Linked DNA regions of Homo sapiens: region 1 is linked to region 2. A link is an interaction called in ENCODE POLR2A ChIA-PET data of the cell type or tissue named here. Cell type or tissue: K562. All regions are shown on one strand. Links, peaks and the distances in the headings refer to the core of each region. The heading gives the core; the rest is flanking DNA.

Evidence for each region. ChIA-PET counts read pairs that join two places held together with the same protein. Peaks named below come from ENCODE experiments on the same cell type or tissue, not always from the same donor. Only the 100,000 strongest peaks of a DNase experiment are listed, where the experiment ranks them.
Region 1: POLR2A ChIA-PET joins it to region 2 with 6 read pairs; 1 of 35 experiments calls an interaction of 5 or more read pairs at or near these places.

What each region holds. Positions count from the first base shown.
Region 1 is chr2:172,125,936-172,128,859 of GRCh38, forward strand. No RefSeq gene overlaps it. Among named protein-coding and RNA genes, the nearest start is that of DLX2-DT, 24 kb to the left of the region's middle. RefSeq lists a silencer at 862-1,038. In K562, for the core only: a CTCF peak has its summit at 1,509 (motif pointing left); a DNase peak (open chromatin) is centred at 1,486.
Region 2 is chr2:171,153,245-171,156,168 of GRCh38, forward strand. The region is part of intron 1 of TLK1 (tousled like kinase 1); the gene reads right to left. Among named protein-coding and RNA genes, the nearest start is that of TLK1, 6.2 kb to the right of the region's middle. In K562, for the core only: no CTCF peak of the experiment used is centred there; a DNase peak (open chromatin) is centred at 1,345.

The DNA of each region.
Region 1 (2,924 bases), core at 142-2,641, 970 kb after region 2:
TTTATAGATTTGTTAGTTTTTTCATTTAATTCTATCGGTTTTTCTTTATGTATCTTGGAGTTCTGTTTTTAAGTACATACACGTCTTCCTGATGAATTAAATCTTTAATCACTGTGTAATGTCCCACTGTATCTCTGGCATACTCTGTCTTGAAGACTATATGATCATAAGATAGCCAGTCCAGCTTTTTCATGCTTATTGTTTGCAGGGTATATCTTTTTACATCTTTTTCTTTTGATCTATCTGTCTTTATATTGAAAGGTCAAATTAGTGAGGGTCTAATCAACAGACAAAAATGATACAGCAATTTGAAGTGGGAATGCTTAATATAAAGAATTATTAAATAAAACGCGATTGAAATAATGAGAGATTGGCTAGTAGTAAAGAAAACTCTAAAGAATATAGAAATAGCAGATATAAGGAGCAGCCACTGTCCTTAAGGCTGAGATAGGTTGCCCAGAGAAGAATGCCCTTCCTCTCTACTACTACCTCGCATGCCCTTCTTGCCAAGCTGAGAGCTAGACCTTGTTGAAGAGGGTGGCTCATTGAATGGCAGAGAAGCCAATGTGATGCCACATTAACAGAACTTAATGTGGCCAGGCATGGTAGCTCATGCCTGTAATCCCAACACTTTGGGAAGCCAAGGTGGGTGGATCACCTGAGCAGGAGTTCGAGACCAGCCTGGCCAACATGGTGAAAACCCATCTCTACTAAACATAGAAAAGTCAGCTGGGCATGATGGTGGGCACCTGTAATCCAGCTACTTGGGAGGTTAAGGCAGCAGAATCGTTTGAACCTGGGAGGCAGATGTTGCAGTGAGCCAAGATCACGCCACTGCACTCCATCCCGGGCGACAGAGCGAGACTCTGTTTCTAAAGAATAAATAAATAAATAAATGAACAATAAGAAAAACCCCAGAACTTGCTGGAAATCCACCCTCCAAAACTTGCCAGATACTTACTTTCTTTTCCTTTTTTTTTTTTTTTTTTCAGACGGACTCTCGCTCTGTCGCCCAGGCTGGAGTGCCGTGGCTCGATCTCGGCTCACTCCAAGCTCTGCCTCCCAGGTTCACGCCATTCTCCTGTCTCAGCTTCCTGAGTAGCTGGGACTACAGGCGCCCGCCACCACGGCCGGCTAATTTTTTGTATTTTTAGTAGAGACGGGGTTTCACCATGTTAGCCAGGATGGTCTAATCCGCCCGCCTCGGCCTCCCAAAGTGCTGGGGATTACAGGTGTGAGCCACCGCGCCCGGCCCATCCAGACACTTATTTTCTAGGGTACCAATGAAAGTCGTTAATGCGGAGTGAGTTTTGCTAGAGGTTTTTTCTGCTATGAAACTGCCTGAGAGGGTATGCAGAAGTTGCTGCCTTCTGTTTACTTCTGACTACTGTGAACTTCAGGAGCTGGGCACTATAGAAGCTGAAAGTGCCTCAGGTTATCTGCTGAGAGAGCACTACAAAACCAGGAAAGAAAATCCTTTCTTCCTGCAGTGTTTCTCTAGTGCCCTCTACTGACAAAACTTGGTATTTTGCTAGATGGCAAAGGGAAAATATCTAAAGAACCTAGCTCCATTTTTACAGGACCTGCAATGAAAGGTGAATTTGGGGCTGAGAGGCAATAAATTGGTAACTGGCACAAGTATGTCTCTTGTAGAAAGCATATAGTTGGGTCTTGTTTTTTTCATTTAGTTTGATAACCTCTGCCAAATTTTGTCCATTTAGATTTAATATAAATATCAATAGATTTGGACTTATGTCTATTTGTTTTCTGTTTGTTTCATTGGTTTGTTTTTGTTCCTCTGTTTTTCCTTTGCTGTTTTCTCTAGAGTCAGTTGGGTATTTTCTTAAAATTACATTTTTAAAATTTATTTACTTATTTTTGGAGACATTGTCTCACTCTATCACTCAGGCTGGAGTACCTTGGTGTGATAATAGCTCACTGCATCTTCAAACTCCTGGGCTCAAGGAATCCTCTTGTCTCAGCCTTCTGAGTAGCTAGGACTATAGGTGCATGCCACCATGCCTGGCTGGTTTTTTTTTTTTTTTTTTTTTTTTTTTTTTTTTTTGTAGAGATGGAGGTCTTGCTATGTTGCCCTAGCTGGTATGAACTCCTGGACCCAAGAAATCCTCTCACCTTGGCTTTTCAGTGTGTTAGAATTGCAGCTGTGAGCCACTGTGCCTGGTCCCATTTTATTTTTCGATATTGGCTTTTCTGTTATTCTTTGCACCTTTTTTTTTTTGGAGACGGACTCTCGCTCTGTCGCCCAGGCTGGAGTGCAGTGGCGCAATCTCGGCTTACTGCAAGCTCTGCCTCCTGGATTCACGCCATTCTTCTGCCTCAGCCTCCCGAGTAGCTGGGACTACAGGCACCCGCCACCACTCCTGGCTAATTTTTTTGTATTTTTAGTAGAGACGGGGTTTCACTGTGTTAGCCAGGATGGTCTCGATCTCCTGACCTTGTGATCCACCTGCCTCGGCCTCCCAAAGTGCTGGGATTACAGGCTTGAGCCACTGTGCCCGGCCCTATTCTTTGCATTTTTATTTTGAATAGTTGCTCTAGGGATTATAATATATGTCCTTAACTTTTTATAGTCTACCTGGAATTATGATACCAGTTCATATTACATATAAAAATTTTGCAACCATACAGTTTTATTTACCCCCAATCCTTTATGCCAGGGGTTGGCAAACTCTTACTGGTGAGTCAAATCTTGGCTGTATCTGCTTTTATTTTATTGCAACATAACTACACACATTCACTTATGTATTGTTTATGGCTACTTTCATGCCATGTGATGGTATAGTTGAATAGTTGTAACAGAGACCACATGGTTTACAGAGCCTAAAATATTTCCTGTCTTACTATTTACAGAAAAAGTTTGTTGACTCCTGCTTTATGCTATAGTTGTCACATGTATTATGTAT
Region 2 (2,924 bases), core at 210-2,709:
TTCAGTTTTCTCATCTGAAGATGGGAATAACAACTGTATGTAACTCAGAGTTATGAGATATAAGAATTAACATGTGCGAACACAATAAACTTTAGCTATTACTGTTACTGTTATCCATATCACCCTCTAAAATATAGTTCACTTAAGAATTACTAAAATAAGCATCTTCCTGGGTCTGAAATATGTGCATACCATGATATATAGAGAGATGATGTATGTGAAACAGTCCTTTGACAAAACTTTTAGTTGAGTGCCAACTCTGTAGAGGATGTCCTCCTGTGCACTGAAAATACGAAAATGAACAAAATATAGTCTCTGAATTCAAGACCTTTCTGTCTAGTAGACAATATAAATAAAACTATAATAAAAGTAGCATGATGCAGATGCTATGGAAACAGACAATCCTGTGAGACACTAAACAACACAGGCACTTAACTAGGGGCAGACACAGGGGTCCCAGATAAAATAAACTCCAGCAATATTTTCTGAGGAACAATCACCTACTTACTTCACTTCCGGGTATCACACTGTTATTTACGCAATTTATATTATTAATATATTAATAAGTGTTTTACAAAAAACAAGACTACCTATCACACTACTTACCATGCTCATAAACTTAAATACCCTTTGGTATTAATGAAGATGTTTTCTTTTTTCTTTTTTGAGACAGGGTGTCACTGTGTTGCCCAGGCTGGAGTGCAGTGGCATGATCATAGCTCACTGCATCAACTGCAGTCTTGAACTGCTGGGATCAAGGTGGGATCCTCCCACCTCAGCCTCCCCAGTAGCTAGGACTACCGACATATGCCACCATACCCAGCTAACTTTTTTTTTTTTTTGAGACAGGATCAGGCTAGTCTCAAACTCCTGGACTCAAGCAATCCTCTTGCCTTGGTCTCCCAAAGCTGGGATTACAGGCCTGAGACATAGCACCTCGCCTGATGATATTCTCTTAAAAAAACAAAATATAACCTTGCAAAGGTTATACTGCCTCTTCAAGAAACATTTCTTTCACCAATAAATAAAAGCTACAAACTTTCCCCTAATAAATTATATTACGACTAATGTCACAGGAATGACAATATTTTTGAGCTGGAAGAGACCTTTGAGAGCCTCTAATCCAATGCTCTCATTTTACAGATGAAAAGAGGCTGTAAAGTATAATGGAAAAAAAAAACCAACCTGAGAGTCAGAAAACTGAATTTTGGGCCCAACTGTCTTACAGTGAAAGCCTGTGCAAATTATCTGCTTCCTCATCTGTAAAATGAGAGGTTTGTACTAGATTGCTTCCAAGATCCGGTTCAGCTCTGTAATTCTTAGTTTATGGAACTGAAGCAGAGATAAGCAACTTGCCCAAGGTCACACAGCTAGTTAATAGCAAAGTAAAGACTATCCTCAGATCCCAACTACAATCACTTTCTCCCCTATACCATACTGCTTCTACTACTTCATAACAATATTCCTGTAATTTATTTTAAGATTCTTGAAAATTATTAACAAGCATGAAGGAGTTTATGAAACTACATGACTGATTTCTACAGCTCTTCTATAGGAAATGAGCTTTAAATCCAAATGCAACAAGTACATGAGGTCTCAAGCTGGGTATTATTACTTACTACACTTATTAATATTAAATTGACCCCAAGAAAGTTATGAGAATTTATGCTTAAATTCCCACCACCTAAAAATCCAACTCACAGAAGAGATTATGTGCCATGCAAAATTAAAATATGAATTGTTATAAGTAATGATACATATTATAGGTATAATTCTAGGAATAAGATGAGAATTTAAATTCTTCATTTTATGTTCTAGTTATACTTAATATGCATTTTAAATTCAAAAGAGATCAATTTAAACACTTTTCTTTCTTCTTCCCTCTTTTCAGACTCTCTAGCTTTAAAAACATTAGAATAACTTAAGCATATTACTTCTGAAATCACGTAAACAATTACAAATAAAAGACTATATAAACTATGCTCATAATTTCTCTTACAAAATTGAAAATCAGCCCCCATAGTATTCTAAAATTCTGTGCTGAAATATATTACAACTCTACTAAACTGTATCATAAACAGCATTTGGTTCTCTAAAATGTCTTAAGCTTATTATATTTCACAGGGAATTTAGCAAGATTTCATGAAGACTGATCTTGCTGACACAAGAAAAGACAGAAAAATCCTCAGAGGAAAAGCACAATAAAAATGCAAAATAGTAATAAAGTCAACAACAACAGTAGTTTCATACTACTGACTTGCAAGAACATTCAAAAACGTTAATGAATATATATAAGTATAGTTTAACTATATTTAGGGATTTTTAAAAAATCACAGAATGTTTACATTTTTAAATTGGATGAAGCCTTAAGTCACTAATCCAATAGCACTCATCGTAAGAATCTACAGAATTTATCTCCACCTCCCCAAAAAATATGTCCCTGTAGTCCACTTTAAATTCTCAAAACTAACTACTTCTTTCCATTGTTGTTAGCTGTTGCGAGTTCCATTGTTGCTCCACTGTTCCACTGTTCCAAGTCTAGTTGTCATACAGTTCTTACATTCTGGTAAAAAATTAGACTGACCTCAATGTCTTCCTAATTTTCACCCGTTGGTCTGCCTTCTAAAGCAGGAGAATGGATCTATTCTCCCTCCTATTTATTAAAATTAACAGGTTTTTAAATCCTATTTACTGAAATCCAAGTTTCTTAAATACCTGGAGACAGCTATCACGTCTCCCAACCGTTAGTCTCTTCTTTAAATGTATCTTCCATAGACTTCCTGTAGGTCCTAGAGACATTTTTGGAATACAATATGCTTTCACATTGTCAGTAACTTAAAAAACAAAAAACAAAAAACTGCCACTTGTTGAATTTTGATGTAATACCAAAGAAGAATACTCACTCTTTCCTTTTCCAACCATAT